Linked DNA regions of Homo sapiens: regions 1 and 3 are each linked to region 2. A link is a loop called in an ENCODE intact Hi-C map of the cell type or tissue named here. Cell type or tissue: heart left ventricle. All regions are shown on one strand. Each heading gives the region's core, and the rest is flanking DNA. Links, peaks and the distances in the headings are about the cores only.

The links. Hi-C counts contacts between places; a loop is a spot of excess contacts. Peaks named below come from ENCODE experiments on the same cell type or tissue, not always from the same donor. Only the 100,000 strongest peaks of a DNase experiment are listed, where the experiment ranks them.
Region 1: it touches region 2 in a loop (11-fold over the local background); 85 of 110 quality-filtered maps call a loop at or near these places.
Region 3: it touches region 2 in a loop (3-fold over the local background); 23 of 110 quality-filtered maps call a loop at or near these places.

What each region holds. Positions count from the first base shown.
Region 1 is chr1:67,559,037-67,563,897 of GRCh38, forward strand. It overlaps LOC105378780 (a long non-coding RNA gene), which reads left to right and starts at 3,012. Exons shown (of 4, transcript XR_947474.4): 1 at 3,012-3,123. In heart left ventricle, for the core only: a CTCF peak has its summit at 2,789 (motif pointing right); a DNase peak (open chromatin) is centred at 2,815; H3K27ac peaks cover 382 bases.
Region 2 is chr1:67,758,207-67,763,067 of GRCh38, forward strand. The region is part of intron 2 of GNG12 (G protein subunit gamma 12); the gene reads right to left. The region is part of intron 1 of LOC105378781 (a long non-coding RNA gene); the gene reads left to right. Among named protein-coding and RNA genes, the nearest start is that of GNG12-AS1, 72 kb to the right of the region's middle. In heart left ventricle, for the core only: a CTCF peak has its summit at 2,237 (motif pointing left); no DNase peak of the experiment used is centred there; H3K27ac peaks cover 374 bases.
Region 3 is chr1:68,007,470-68,012,330 of GRCh38, forward strand. All of the region lies in intron 1 of GNG12-AS1 (GNG12, DIRAS3 and WLS antisense RNA 1), which reads left to right. Among named protein-coding and RNA genes, the nearest start is that of DIRAS3, 41 kb to the right of the region's middle. In heart left ventricle, for the core only: a CTCF peak has its summit at 2,846 (motif pointing left); no DNase peak of the experiment used is centred there.

The sequences.
Region 1 (4,861 bases), core at 1,553-4,052, 200 kb before region 2:
GGAACTCTGGTCACTTCTAGTGGACTGACACATGGACATCACATGGACAGCCGGAGCATCCCAGATCAAGCCCTATTCCTCCCAGCCAACTTCCCTTGACACTAAACTGAGGACAGAGGAGAGGAATGAGTAAGGAGTTTGCTAAGGAAAAAAAGGGTAGATACTTTTTTTTTCTTTATAAGGCATGTGAAAGGAATATTTCAACTGACTCTACCACAGGCAGGGAGTTCTCCCCTGCCACACCCACAAGAGGCAAGTTAGGCTCAGTTAATGGTATCTTGGAACCTCCTCAGTAGAATTTTCCTCCGTTTCTGCCCACGTCTGAGTGTCTTCATATGTCTCCTCTCGAGTCTGGCTTCTCGTGTCACTGTGTCTCTTTGTGAGTCAGCCTTCATCGCTGCTTGTTAGGCTTTTTGTGCTTTGATGCCAAGAGCCTCAGTCTCACACGCCCCTCTGGCCGTCCCTGCCTGGGACACCGAGTTGAATTTCCCCACCCTGCGTCTGGGTCCTCACTCCCGCGCTCCGGGCGTCCAGCTCACGCCTGTCTGGTGGATCTTCTAGTCTCTGCGTTGGCTCTCTCTGACCGTGGGTGGTTTCTCCAGCCACATGATCTCAGCCTCAGCCCAGTGCCTGCCACCTTGGAGCAGGGAGAAGAGTAGGCAGTTTGCACGTAGTGTGAGGAAAGGGCCCTGGATTCGGTGTCTGGAAAACCTAAGTTTGAGCCCCAGCAGGCTCTGCCACTCACATGGATCAGTCACTTGAAATCTCGGAACTTCAATTTCTTCATCTATAAAGTGGGGAGAATACCCATCCCGCCTCCCAAAGTTGTGGTGGAAAGAACCATAGGCTAGGTTACTGTTGGTTGCGATGTGACTCCGAGCCAGGCGTTCTGTTTAGCACTTGTCTGTCCTTCCTGATTCTCCCAACACAACCCTTTCAAGATGGTATTTGCAGCCTAATTTTACAAATGAGGAAATGGAGGCTCAGGGAGGTTAAAAAATTTACTTAAGGTCACACAGCACAGCTAAAATTTGAACCCGGCTCTGCCAACTATGAAACTCCTGCCATTGGCTGGGCGCGGTGGCTCACGACTGTAATCCCAGCACTTTGTGAGGCTGAGATGGGTGGATCACGAGGTCAAGAGATCAAGACAATCCTGGCCAAGATGGTGAAACCCCGTTTCTACTAAAAATACAAAAATTAGCTGGGCGTGGTGGCGGGCGCCTGTAGTCCCAGCTACTCAGGAGGCTGAGGCAGGAGAATCACTTGAACCCGGGAGGTGGAGGTTACAGTGAGCCGAGATTGCGCCACTGCACTCCAGTGCGGCGACAGAGCGAGACTCCGTCTCAAAAACAAACAAAAAAACAAAAACTCTCGCCATGTATGCATTTCACTGTAAGAGGAGGAACACAGGAAGAACATGCTTTATAATGGTGAGAAATCTTTTCTGCACATCAGTATTTATGACTTTTTCTGAGAGTCTGCCCAGGCTGGAGTGCAGTGGCATGATCACCGTTTGCTGCAACCTCGAGCTCCTGGACTCAAGCGATCCTCTCGCCTCAGCCTCTTGAATAGCTGGGACTACAGGCACGCACAAGTACACCTGGATAACTTTTAATTTTTTTTGTAGAGACGGGGGTCTCGCTATGTTGACCAGGTTGGTTTTGAAATCCTGGGCTCAAGCAATCCTCCCATCTCAGCCTTCCAACGTGTTGCAATTACAGGCATGAGCCACTGCACCTGGCCTTGTCACTATTTTTGAATCATCCATGAGTCTCTCTGGGTATCAGAGGCATAAGAACTGTCAGATAGGGATGGTGCTGGCACATTTGTGGGTCAATTGCAGAGAACCCTGTCGAGTTAACAGTCCTTCCCATCTCTAGTTTCTTCAGCCTCAGGAAATACACAGCTAGCAAATGTGAAGAAAATAAGGCTTCCTGTTACTTAAGATGGACTGGAACGCTAGAACCAGGAACTTGATTCTGAGATCAACTTTGAAGTAACAAAACTTGGCTGGGGTCAAAATGACCAGCATTATTGCACCATACAAATAAGCCTGCAGTATCTGCAGCCCTCATCCTGTGGTATGGCCTCTGCAGGCATCCAGGCTGAGGTCCACTTGCAGGGGCAGGAGCTGTGGAACCGCTGCATACTGGCACAGCCCCCCACCTATGAACAGAAGCAGATGCTGGGAGAATGTTTGCTCCCGCTCATCCAAACAATGCATTCAAACCTGGCTGGAAAGATGATAAGAATGCTGCCAGAGACTAACAACTCTGAGCTGCTGCTGATGCTGGAGCCCCCCAAGTTTCTCAGGTCCAAACTGGATGAGCCACGGCGTTCTACAGGCTCATTGTGGCAGGAGAGAAGCTGCCCAGGAGGTGGGTGCAGTTGCTGCTGATATCTCTTAGTCAAGAAAAACTGACTGCAAAGCCAAATAACCCCTTGAGGAATTCACCTCAAGACTTGAAGACTTCATAGCTTATCCTATGAACCTCAGTGTCAAGAACCACAGATGGCAACTATGATAGGCCATTTTGTTTCAAAAGGTCAATTATGAAGCTGTAGACTTTTTCAATTATATGAATATGTTTTCTGGGTTCTGCTACGGCCCAGACAGTGTTAACTTCTTTTTCTATTGTGGATTTTGATGTTTTCCTCCCAAGATATTAGTTTTATTATATGTCCCCAAGCCTTAAGTTTCTCCATAAAGGAAAAAAAATCTCCAGGGAAAAAAAATCAGCCTCTTAGCAGGTACTGGTGGTCATAAAACACCCAGACAACACCAGACGGTGGCGCCAGAGAGGCAGGCAGGTGGCAGGAGGGCTGCACGGAGTTGGAGGCTCCTGAGTCTTCTGTTTCATTTGCTGGCAGCTTCTGTGTGCCTCAGGTGCCAGCGGCCTGGCTACTCTTGTTTCTCACAGTGTGCTGAAGTATCATGGGGTTTGTCCCTAGCAGGTCACCCAGAGTCCAACAGGAAGTGAGAGCAGCTCCTTCCTGCTGCAGTAAGAGATGAACATTCCCTTTGGAGAGACACACTAGGTCACTACAAATGGGCCACTGAAGAACCTGGCACTGGCCGCTATCACTGGCCCCAGCTGCAGTGCTGCTTGCTGTTCACAGGTTTGTCTCTTTCTGTATTATTTATAGCAAACATGGAGGGTTCACACTGGCCTAGGCAGCATCCAAGTGCTTTTACATGTGACAACGCAGAACTTTCTAACATGGCATACCAGGACTGCAGGTGACATATGTGCCTCAATTTTTCATCACCTTACCACTGGCTATGAGTAGATTCATCCATTTATGCCACTATCATTTGTTTTGTGAATTATGTTAATACCTAATGCAAATACTATTTTCTGGTCAAGTGCGGTGCCTCACACCTGTAATCCCAGCATTTTGGGAAGCTGAGGTGGGCAGATTGCCTGAGGCTAGGAGTCTGAGACCAGCCTGGCCACATAGTGAAACTCTGTCTCTACTAAAAATACAAAAAGGTGGGACACGCCTGTAATCCCGGCTGCTCGGGAGGCTGAGGCTCGAAAATCGCTTGAACCTGAGAGGCGGAGGTTGCAGTGAGCTGAGATGGTGCCACTGCCCTTCAGCCTGGGTGACAGAGCAAGACTCTGTCTCAAAAAACAAACAAACAAACAAAAAATACCATGTATTTTCTCTGGATGCCATGGCATGAAAAGTTGGGAAACACTGCCGTGAATGAATCTTCACACAACTTATGGGGTAGTTCTTCCTAATACCTCCTTTTTACATATGAGAAAATAGAGGCTCCGAGGGGTTGCTTGACTGGACCAAGGTCACAGAGCTAATAAGCAGTCGAGCCAGGACTGGAACCCAGATGGCCTATGTCTAGAGTTTCCATGCTCGTGTCCCTAGACCAAAAGCTCTCAACCCTAGCTATATATTAGAATCTGAGGAACTCAAACAAACAAACAAACAAACCCAAAGCCAAGAAATTGTCACAGCCAAGAGAAGCCTAAGGAGACCTGACGACTAAATGTAATGTGGACCCTGAATGGGACCCTGGAAAAGAAGAAAGACATTAAAAGAAAAACAAAGAATTCTAAATAAAACATAGACTTCAGTTAATAAAAATATATCAATATTGATCCATTAAATGTAACAAATGTACCACACTGATGTAAGATGTTAACAATAAGAGAAATGGCGGGGTGGAGTATACAGGAATTATATACTCTGTACTATCTTTGTAATAATTCTGTAAATCTCAAGGTCATCTAAGTAAAAAGTTTATTCTTAAAAAAAAAACAAGCAGAAAAATATCTGAGGGTCCTATCTCATAACAATTAAATCAGAATCACTGGAGTGAGATTCAGGTATCAGCATTTTTTAAAAAGCTCCCCAGGAGATTAAAATGTTCATCCGGGGCCAGGTGTGGTGGCTCATGCATGTAATCCCAGCACTTTGGGAGGCCTAGTCGGGCGGATCACCTGAGATCAGGAGTTCGAGACCAGCCTGGACAAGACGGTGAAACTCCGTCTCTACTGAAAATACAAAAATTGGCCAGGCGTGGTGGTGGGTGCCTGTAATCCCAGATATTCAGGAGGCTGAGGCAGGAGAATCACTGGAACCTGGGAAGAGGAGGTTGCAGTGAGCCGAGATCACACCATTGCACTCCAGCCTAGATGACAAGAGTGAGACTCCATCTCCCCTACCCCACACAAAAAATGTTCATCCAAGATGGAGAACCCCTGCACTGCCTCCCTGACATAGACCCTAAGCACTTTGAGTTCAGGGAGTTTGCTTATTCATTTTCATACCCCAAGCACCTAGCAGAGTGCCTGATACAGGTAAGGCACTCAGTATACATTTGATGAATAAGTGA
Region 2 (4,861 bases), core at 1,220-3,719:
CAGTCAATTTGCCTGCCTAGGCTTCCCAAAGTATTGGGATTACAGGTGTGAGCCACTGCGTCCAGCCCTAGCTTTGGGTTTCCTATTGCAGCAACACATTAGAATAAACAAACAACCAAACCCTTGGGACTGAACTAATACACCTGGAGAAGGATTAATGTGGCCTGGGTCCTGCTATCCCTCCTCAGACCTAGTATTTCGCCATGACGATGAAATACTATTGGCTGGTAGCAGCGGCCAGCTCGCTAACCTGGGCAGCAGACCCCTCTCTGCTCTTCACACAGCTTGGCATTGGCCTGGTGTCAGGATTGGGGAGCATGCTGGACAGGGGCTGAGTGGCTGCTATATGCACACTGGAGCACACATTGATAGTACAGCAGAGAGGGCTGGGCTCATCCCTGGTAACCTGTCAGCCCTGGCTTTTAGATGCTTGAAAGATGAGGTTGGATACAACTATAGAACAAACCCACCCAAAAAAGTCCTTGAGAGAAAAACATGAAGCAAATAAAATCAGCTAAGATGCTCCCTGTGGAAGCGTGTCTTAAAAACATTTGCCTTTTCCTGATTGCTCCAATGGAGGAATACCTTATTACCAACAAAAAGTTAGGAGTGATGTATGGGAGCTAAAAAAGTAGACCTCATGGAGGTAGAGACTAGAATGGTGGTTACCAGAGGCTGGGAAGGGAAGGGGGGGATGAAAAGTTGGTTAAGGGGTCCCAAAATACAGTTAGGGAGAAAGAATAAGTTTTAGTATCTGACAGTACAGTAGAAAAATTAGAGTCAACAACAATTTATTGTATATTTCAAAACAGCTAAAAAAATGTGCAATGTTCCCAACACAAACAAAAGATAAATGTCTGAGGTGATGGACAGCCCAATTACCCTGATTTGATCATTATACATTGTATACATGATCAAAATACCACATGTATCCCCCAAATATGCACAACTATTATACAACAATAAAAAATGTTTTAAGAAGTTAGGGGTGAAATCCAGCACATGGAACAGCATATACATCCCACAGTACTAATGGAGGCCAGAGGGCATGTGGCTTTGGGTGGGAGGAGTGTCAAGATCTCTATGGTTCCTGCGTAGGCAGTCTTCTCTGTGTTGGCTAACTATAGTCTGAGAACTATTCACCTCAGTAAACACTGGTCAAGTGCCTAACTGCATCCAAAGTACTGTGGGAGACAATACAGTGTAGCCATTAAGAAAACGAATTCTGGAATCAGGTAGGCCTGGGTTTGTGTTCGGACTCTTTCACCCATTCCCTGTGTGACCTGCGAATATCTGTTGGCTGTAATTATTATAATCTTGGTGCACCTCAATTTCCTCATCTACAAAATGGACATAAGAACTATATGTACCTCAAAGAGTTGCTGTGAGAGTTAAATGAAATCATGCAAGTATGATGTTTTGTATAATACCTTATACATAGTAAGTGTGCAATAAATACTAGTCATTGTTATTCCTAGAAGCTTCCCCAAATTATTTTAAAAAGAAGGCACCTAGATCTAAATGACAGTCCATGTAACAAAGAAAACCCTTACTTGAGCAATTTCAGTGAAGGCCATTTTTCAACAATGCTCACTCACTTCCCTCCACTCTGGGTCCCAGTCATGTATAAAACACTCTGCTTTGTGTTGACTAAGCTCCACAGTGACATTCCAAGGAGTTCTGGTGTCCCTCCAAATATTCTAGGCTGCCCTTTTAACCTGATACTGATACCCTGTCCACTCTACTGTTTAAGGGGCTATTTAAAAATTTGGCTTTGTAAAGCAGGGAGCAAGGCAGAAAGCCTTCAAAGCTTTAGCAGTTGGCGTGGCAAGGAACAGAAAAGCAGCATTTTACAGTATCAAATACCAGAAGTAGCCCTCATAACCACTAACTTTGTAGTGCTCTTCCTTCACTGTGGCGAAGTGCTGAGCATGTTACATGCATTACATTACTGAAACCAAGGCCCTGTGACGTTCCAGTGAGTCCAAGGTGCTAGCTGGTGTGAGTACAGCTGTGGGCTCTAATCTATGCTTTGCTTCAAAGTCCACGCATGCAAATCCTGGGCAACTCCCTGAGTTTCCAAGGCAACTCAGCCAACTCATCCAGAGGTAACTAGCTTCCAATAACTGTATAAGCTCACTCCCATCATTTGGTAGGTTGGTAGGTCAATCAGTTCAATTTATTTTTATTTTTATTTATTTTTTGCTTTCTCTGATATTTGACCAACCACGACACCTAGTGGCCAGTGGAGCACAAACATGGGTTGCCCGAAAAGGCTGATGGACGGGTGATGTGTGTCTTTAGCTTTAAGACACACGTTGCTCATGACCAGGAAAAACCTGATGGATCGTGTTCAAGGCAAAGAAACCAAGGCACAGAGAAATGAAGCGACTTGCCTAAAGTCAAAGCTAATGTAGAACTGTGTGGAAATACTGAACCTTAGTGTTAGAACTCGTATTCTGATTCAGACTTGGCCTAAATTTGATCCTCAGCAAGATACTTTCTTCAGTTATTCAACAAACATTGACTGGGCACCTCCTGAGTAAGGCACTGTGCCAGATGCCGGGGACATGACAGTAAGCAAGGAGGACACGTCTCGATCCTTGCAGTCAAATAGGAGGGGAAGATAAACAGAGAATCCACAATAACAATACCAGCTAATATGTATTAAGGACTCTGCTTCAAGAGTTTCATGTACACCAACTCGCTTCATCCTTGACTTGAAACAATCCTATAATGGGGGTGCGATTATTATTCTTGCTTTGAAAATGTGCAGGAGAACATTTAAGTTGTGGGTAACAAACAGGGCTCCTATGCCTTTCTAGGTCTAAGTTTCTGAAATAAAGTTGTGCTAGATACTGGAAGATTTCTAAGACCTCTTTCCAGATCAGTTTCCCTTCACTTCTAGGATTCTGGGGTAAAGCTGGGATTAGACCTTGGTCGGTTTTCCTGACCAAGAGTCTAGTGTTCCCTCTCTATACACTGTGCTGGTCAATATTTATGAATAACAGCTGGAAGTTATTGAATGCTTACTCTGTGCCACGCCCTGAATTTCTCAGTTCAGGCAATCTTCTTCACAACCTATGAGACAGCTTTAAGATACAAATAATAACTGAGTGAAAAATCATGCTCTAAAATAGTTTAAAAGATTTCCAAGATAAACAGAGAGGCTTCCAACCTCACTCAGCTGTAGCATCCTGAATCTCTGTTCTGTCTGATTTTGTTGAATGGTGGATTTAAACCTTATGTATTGGTGTCCTCAGGCTCTCATGAAGGGAATGGATAATGGGTCCAGGCAAATGGTTCAATGATGAGTTACTGTCTAGGGAAACAGGGGGCATCTTGTTCAATAACAACATTGCTTTGGGGTAATTCTGGGTCCCTAGAAGTATCTACAAAGCCTGCAAGGTCAAGTGCAGGTCGACTTGGCTCTTTGGTTTTATGATTCCAAATAAATAAAACACATTTCCAACAGTTCAGCAGGGTATATCCGAGATCGGCAAACTCTCCAACGAGGTATTCCCGTTAACCCTTAGTCCCTTACCCTCCCTGAGGGTATGTGCACACCATCCGCTTTCTGTCGGGTGAGGGAGGGTGCAGGGAGAGAGGCAGGGGCAATCAGGAAAACTCTCTCAGTGATCCTGCAAATGGGAAATGGGGACATTGAGTTTAATCACGGCTCCACTCCAGGACCAAAGAAAGCAACTCCTGCCACCTGCAGTCAGACCACTCTCTCCCACACCCAGGAAAGCAGACCCAGTGGGACCTAGAGCTTCCCAGGTCTTGTAAGACTCTGGCCTCTTTGTTCAGGGCCTCCAGAATGATACTCCAGTGGGTCTTGGTGAGAACATACATTAGATATGCTGCAATGTTTAGCCTAGAATGCTCTGCTAGCTTTTCCAAATGGCAAGCTCTCACTGAACTTTCTAGGGCTACAGATCAATACCTTCTTTTGCCTGACCACCACCACCGCCCCCAACCCAAGGCTGTCCACAGTAGGAACTGCCACATTTGCCCAGTACCTAACACAAGATTGTAATCACTGACTTGTTTATCTGCCTACCCCATGGACTTGAAACATCTCTAAAAGATGAAGTGGGGTGGCTTAACCATCCTTACGTACTCAGTACCTAGCTAGCACAGCCTCTGGATTGAGGAGGTGCTGATTCCCAAAGAGCTGGAAAGGAAGGCAAGGAACTGTAAGGCTAGAAGAGGCTTAAGAGGTCATCTCATTTATAATCCTGCCCAATACAGGATTTCCCTCAAAATACAAGAAATTATTTTGAGGGAAAATAATACAAAAAGTAAAGAAAAACAAGAGAAAAGTTTAAAAGAGTATGTATTTATGTACATATATACCTTCTACATGCATACATACATATATGGCATCCTTCTACTGGAATGGGGTATGTGGTGGTAAAGACGCAGAGTAAGATTCACTCAGATTTTTGAGCATTAGCGTTTATCTCTTTTTAAAGTTTTTTTCCCTAATTTTTTTCCCCTAATTTTTCACAAAATACATGCAATTTAGTGAAAAATTTGTAAAATATAATTAAAGTGAACAGAAGGTAAAAGTTAACATGCTGTTATATTTCCTTCTAATATTTTCTTGGGAGTTTTTGTTCTTCCTTTTTTAAAAAATCAAAGGAAACCTTGATCAGATTGAGTTTTTAAGGTAGTCTAAATTATACTCTGCTGCACAACTTTATATTTTGCTCCGTTCTAGCAAAAGCATTTCCCTATGTGATTATAAAGTCTTTATAAGCATCATGTTTTAACTTTTATTTTGATATAAGTTCAGACTTAGAGAATAGTCGCAAAGCACCCAGATTTGGGTTCCTCAAATGTAAACATTTTACTA
Region 3 (4,861 bases), core at 1,622-4,121, 250 kb after region 2:
CCCTTTGTGAGTAACCCGACCTTTCTCTCTGGCTGCCCTTAACATTTTTTTCCTTGATTTCAACTTGGTGAATCTGACAATTAATTGTCTTGGGGTTGCTCTTCTCGAAGAGTATCTTTGTGGTGTTCTCTGTATTTCCTGAATTTGAATGTTGGCCTGCTTTGCTAGGTTCAGAAAGTTCTCCTGAATAATATCCTGAAGAGTGTTTTCCAACTTGGTTCCATTCTCCCCGTCACTTTCAGGTACACCAATCAAGCATAGATTTGGTCTTTTCACATAGTCCCATATTTCTTGGAGCCTTTGTTCATTTCTGTTTACTCTTTTTTTCTCTAAACTTCTCTTCTCACTTTATTTCATTAATTTGATCTTCAATCACTGATACCCTTTCTTCCACTTGATCGAATTGGCTATTGAAGCTTGTGCATGTGTCATGTAGTTCTTGTGTCATGGTTTTCAGCTCCATCAGATCATTTAAGGTCTTCTCTGCACTGTTTATTCTAGTTAGCCATTCATCTAATCTTTTTTCAAGGTTTTTAGCTTCCTTGCGATGGGTTCGAACATCCTCCTTTAGCTCAGAGAAGTTTGTTATTGCCGACCTTCTGAAGCCTACTTCTGTCAGCTCATCAAAGTCATTCTCCGTCCAGCTTTGTTCCATTGCTGGTGGGGAGCTGCGATCCTTTGGAGGAGAAGAGGTGCTCTGGTTTTTAGAATTTTTCAGCTTTTCTGCTCTGGTTTCTCCCCACCTTTGTTGTTTTATCTGCCTTTGGTGTTTGATGTTGGTGATCTACAGATGGGGTTTTGGTGTGGATGTCCTTTTTATTGATGTTGATGCTATTCCTTTCTGTTTACTAGTTTTCTTTCTAACAGTCAGGTCCTTTAGCTGCAGGTCTGTTGGAGTTTGCTGGAGGTCCACTCCAGACCCTGTTTGCCTGGGTATCACCAGCGGAGGCTGCGGAACAGCAAATATTGCTGCCTGATCCTTCCTCTGGAAGCTTCATCCCAGAGGGGTACCTGCCTGTATGAGGTGTCAGTCAGCCCCTACTGGGAGGTGTCTACCAGTTAGGCTACAAGGGGGCCAGGGACCCACTTGAGGAGGCAGTCTGACCATTCTCTGAGCTCAAACACCATGCTGGGGGAACTACTGCTCTCTTCAGAGCTGTCAGACAGGTATTTTTAAGTCTGCAGAAGTTTGTGCTCCCTTTTGTTCAGGTATGCCCTGCCCCCAGAGGTAGAGTCTACAGAGGCAGTAGGCCTTGCGGAGCTGCAGTGGGCTCTGCCCAGTTCAAGCTTCCCCAGCCGCTTTGTTTACCTATTCAAGCCTCAGCAATGGTGGTTGCCCCTCCCGCTGCCAGGCTGCTGGCCAATCTTAGACTGCTGCACTAGCAGTGAGCAAGGCTCCATGGGTGTGGGACCTGCCAATTCAGGCACCAGATATAATCTTCAGGTGTGCCATTTGCTAAGACCATTGGAAAAGTGCAGTATTTGGGTGGAAGTGTCCTGTTTTTCTAGGTACCATCTGTCACAACTTCCCTTGGCTAGGAAAGGGAAATCCCTTGACCCCTTGTGCTTCCCACGTGAGGCGACACCCCACCCTGCTTCGGCTCACCCTCCATGGGCTGCACCCACTGTCCAACCTGTCCCAATGAGATAAGCCAGGCACCTCAGTTGGAAATGCAGAAATCACCCATCTTCTGCGTTGATCATGCTGGGAGCTGCGGACTGGAGCTGTTCCCATTTGGCCATCTTGTAATGGAATCCATTTGTTGTTGTTTTTGTTTGTTTCTTTATTTTTTGAATTAATTCTTTTTTTTTTTCTTTTTGGAAGTGTTGTTTTGCTCTTGTTACCCACTCTGGAGTGCAGTGGCATGATTTCGGCTCACTGCAACCTCTGCCTCCCAGGTTCAAGCAATTCCTGCCTCAGCTTTCCGAGTAGCTGGAATTACAGGTGTACACCACCGCGCACAGCTAATTTTTGTACTTTTAGTAGAGACGGGGTTTCATCGTGTTGGCCAGGCTGGTCTTGAACTCCTGACCTCAGGTGATCCACCTGCCTCAGCCTCCCAAAGTGCTGGGATTAGAGGCGTAAGCCACTGTGCCCAGACATTTTTTGAATGAATTCTCTGGAGTCTGTTTCTCTCATAGTATAGTCTCTGCTGGCTGCTCAGCTGCTCTCTAAAAAATTGTTTAAAAAATTTTACATCTGGCTTTCATGGGTTCACTGCTGAGTTGGCATAGCTCAGTGGCCAGCCAATAATTCATCAGAAGTTTTGCTTAAACACCTTTGCCAGGGTCAAAAAGGCCTCTACCCTTTGAATCTCATCTTATGAGTTATGATGAGTGTATAAATCAGTGTTCAATCACAGAAACAGAACCAGTAAGATATATCTATCTATCTCAATAAATATATTAAGAGATTTAATGCAAGCGATTGGCTTAAGTTATTGTAGGGGCAGGCTAGACAAGCCAAAACCTGAAGGACAGGCTATGAGAAGAGAAGCCTGGAAATCTAGGGAATAAGCTAAAGCTTCTGTACATAGAAAGAGTTTCTTCTTCATCAGGGAAGCCCCAGTTCTGTTCTTACAGCCTTTCAACTGATTGAATCAGGCCCACTCAGAAGAGCTGGGATAATCTCCCTGATTCAAAGTCAACTGATTATGGACTTTAATCATATGTATAAAATACCTTCCACAGCAACACCTAGATTTGTGTTTAATTGAATAACTGGGGAGTATAGGCTAGTCAAATAGGTAAAATAGAATCACAGAGAGCCATTGAATGGTTTAAGCAAGGTAGTAATATGATCATGCTTGCTTTAGATAAATACACCCTCTGGTGGCTAGGTAGAGGAAGAAGGAGCTGGAGGTTCTTGTAATAGACAAATTAAAGAGATATTAATTGCCTGAATTAGCACTATAACACTGAGTTTGAAGAGGAGGGTTGAATTACCATAAATATTTTGAAAGTAAATATTTATAAATGTATTTATATATAATTGTAGGTTCAGTTACACAGACAGTGTAGGGTTGGTATATAGAGTAAGAGTAATACTCTGTCTCACATTTTACATTACATCCGTCTACCGATCATCTATTAACCTCTTGGAGTTGCCATTTTCTTATCTGTACCTTTTTCCCTCAATAAATACGTTTTTTTCCAAGTTCTGACAATAAGCCCCATGCTGAAAGCCCTGGTTATCTGAATTGCCTTCCATTTATCCTTGTATTTCCTGCACAAAACAAAGACCACAGGAAGTGAGTTAGAATACTCTGGAAGATGAGCATATCTCATTTCCTTAGGAGTATATTGCAAAAACCTGTCTACCGAAAAGTAACACTTATGGACTGACTAAATGCATGCCCAAGCTTAGAGAAGCTGCAAGAACAGGAGTAAGCAATCCAAGAGGCCCAGGTGGCCTAGAATGCATCAATTTGTATTTATCAGTAGGAGCTCTGCTCCTGGATGAATGCAGGAGTTGAAGCTGACTCTGCTTCCCTGCCCGTGCTTCTAGAGCCTTTTGTGGGCTCCTGTGTTAGCAGTGCCAATGCCCCAGAGAAATCAATCACAAGACCTGAATTTGAGTCCTCCTGTTTCTTTATGTGGTCCTGGGAGGTGGCAACTCTAAACTTTGGGACAAAGGACAATCTCCAACTACCGCTGACCTTGGACTGCTAAGTTTCAAGGGCAAGATACATAGAAAATGAACCTGAACAAATGGTTTCTTTTCATTATCAGCTGTGATTTGAACCTAATTTCTCTGTAGAGCTCTTAGTCCCAATGAGCAGAACTGGGAAAATGTTAAGGACTCTCTTTGCACTTTTAGCTTAAGGTCTAGGCTAGGAAATGCCTCAGAAGACAAATGAAGCCTCCCTTCCCCTGATCCCCTATGTTGTGGTACCCTTGTGGTGTCTACTTGACCTTCCCAGGACATGGATACCCCTTCCTTAGCCTCATGAGAGAAGAGATATTTCCAAAGCCAAATGTAGAAGACAAAAAAGGGAAAGCTGAAGATCTAACATTCAGATTCCAGGGTTGTTTTTTTTTTAAATCATTTTCCTTATCACACTGAAATCTCTGCTCCAACCCTGAGCCTCTATCCTCCTTGGTCTTGATCCAAATCAGTACTTTAGTGCTCCACAGAGACGGAGTCGGGGCGATGGAGGGGGTAGTCTTGGCCTCTCTCTAGAGGCTGCCTTTCCCCCAAACCCTCTCTAACTGTAACTAAATCTGTTTGCTTGTATTAGTGGAGAAATTGAGTTTCAGAAATCATTATGCAGTTCATGTGGGTGCTAACATTTAGGTAAGCTGCCTGACAGCAGAGCTATAACAAATCATTGCTTATTGCTATGCTGCTCTGTAGAGTCCTGAGAGAAAGAGTCTATAGGCTGCTGTGTGTCCTTGGGGCAGCCAGAGCCACAGCTTTTGCCTTTCAGTGGCTTTGTGCAGGTTGCTGTCAATTTTTTTAGAGGGACCCCTCTGTTCACCACCAAACCCAGCCCAACCCCCTTCTGTGAAGTCTTCACCGCCCCCATTGCTGCTCCCCCAGCAAAAGTATAATGAATCACCTCCCTCCTCTGCCATTGCTCTAATAGCACTCTTTTATTATTGTGCTTCAAGCATGATTGTTTTCATTCTTTACTGAGCTACTGTCTGCTTAACACTAGATAGGTTATTTAAGCCTTAAAAGAGATTCTCTCTGCCCTCACAAAAGTCCACAGTCTTTAGCATGACTCATCTGCCAGCCTCATCTTGTACCATGCCTCCCTCACTCTCTGTTAACTTAACTTCAGGCAATGGGGAGCCAGGGAATGTTTCAAAGCAGAGGAGAAACCCAATCATGTTTGTGCTTTTTCCAGATGACTCT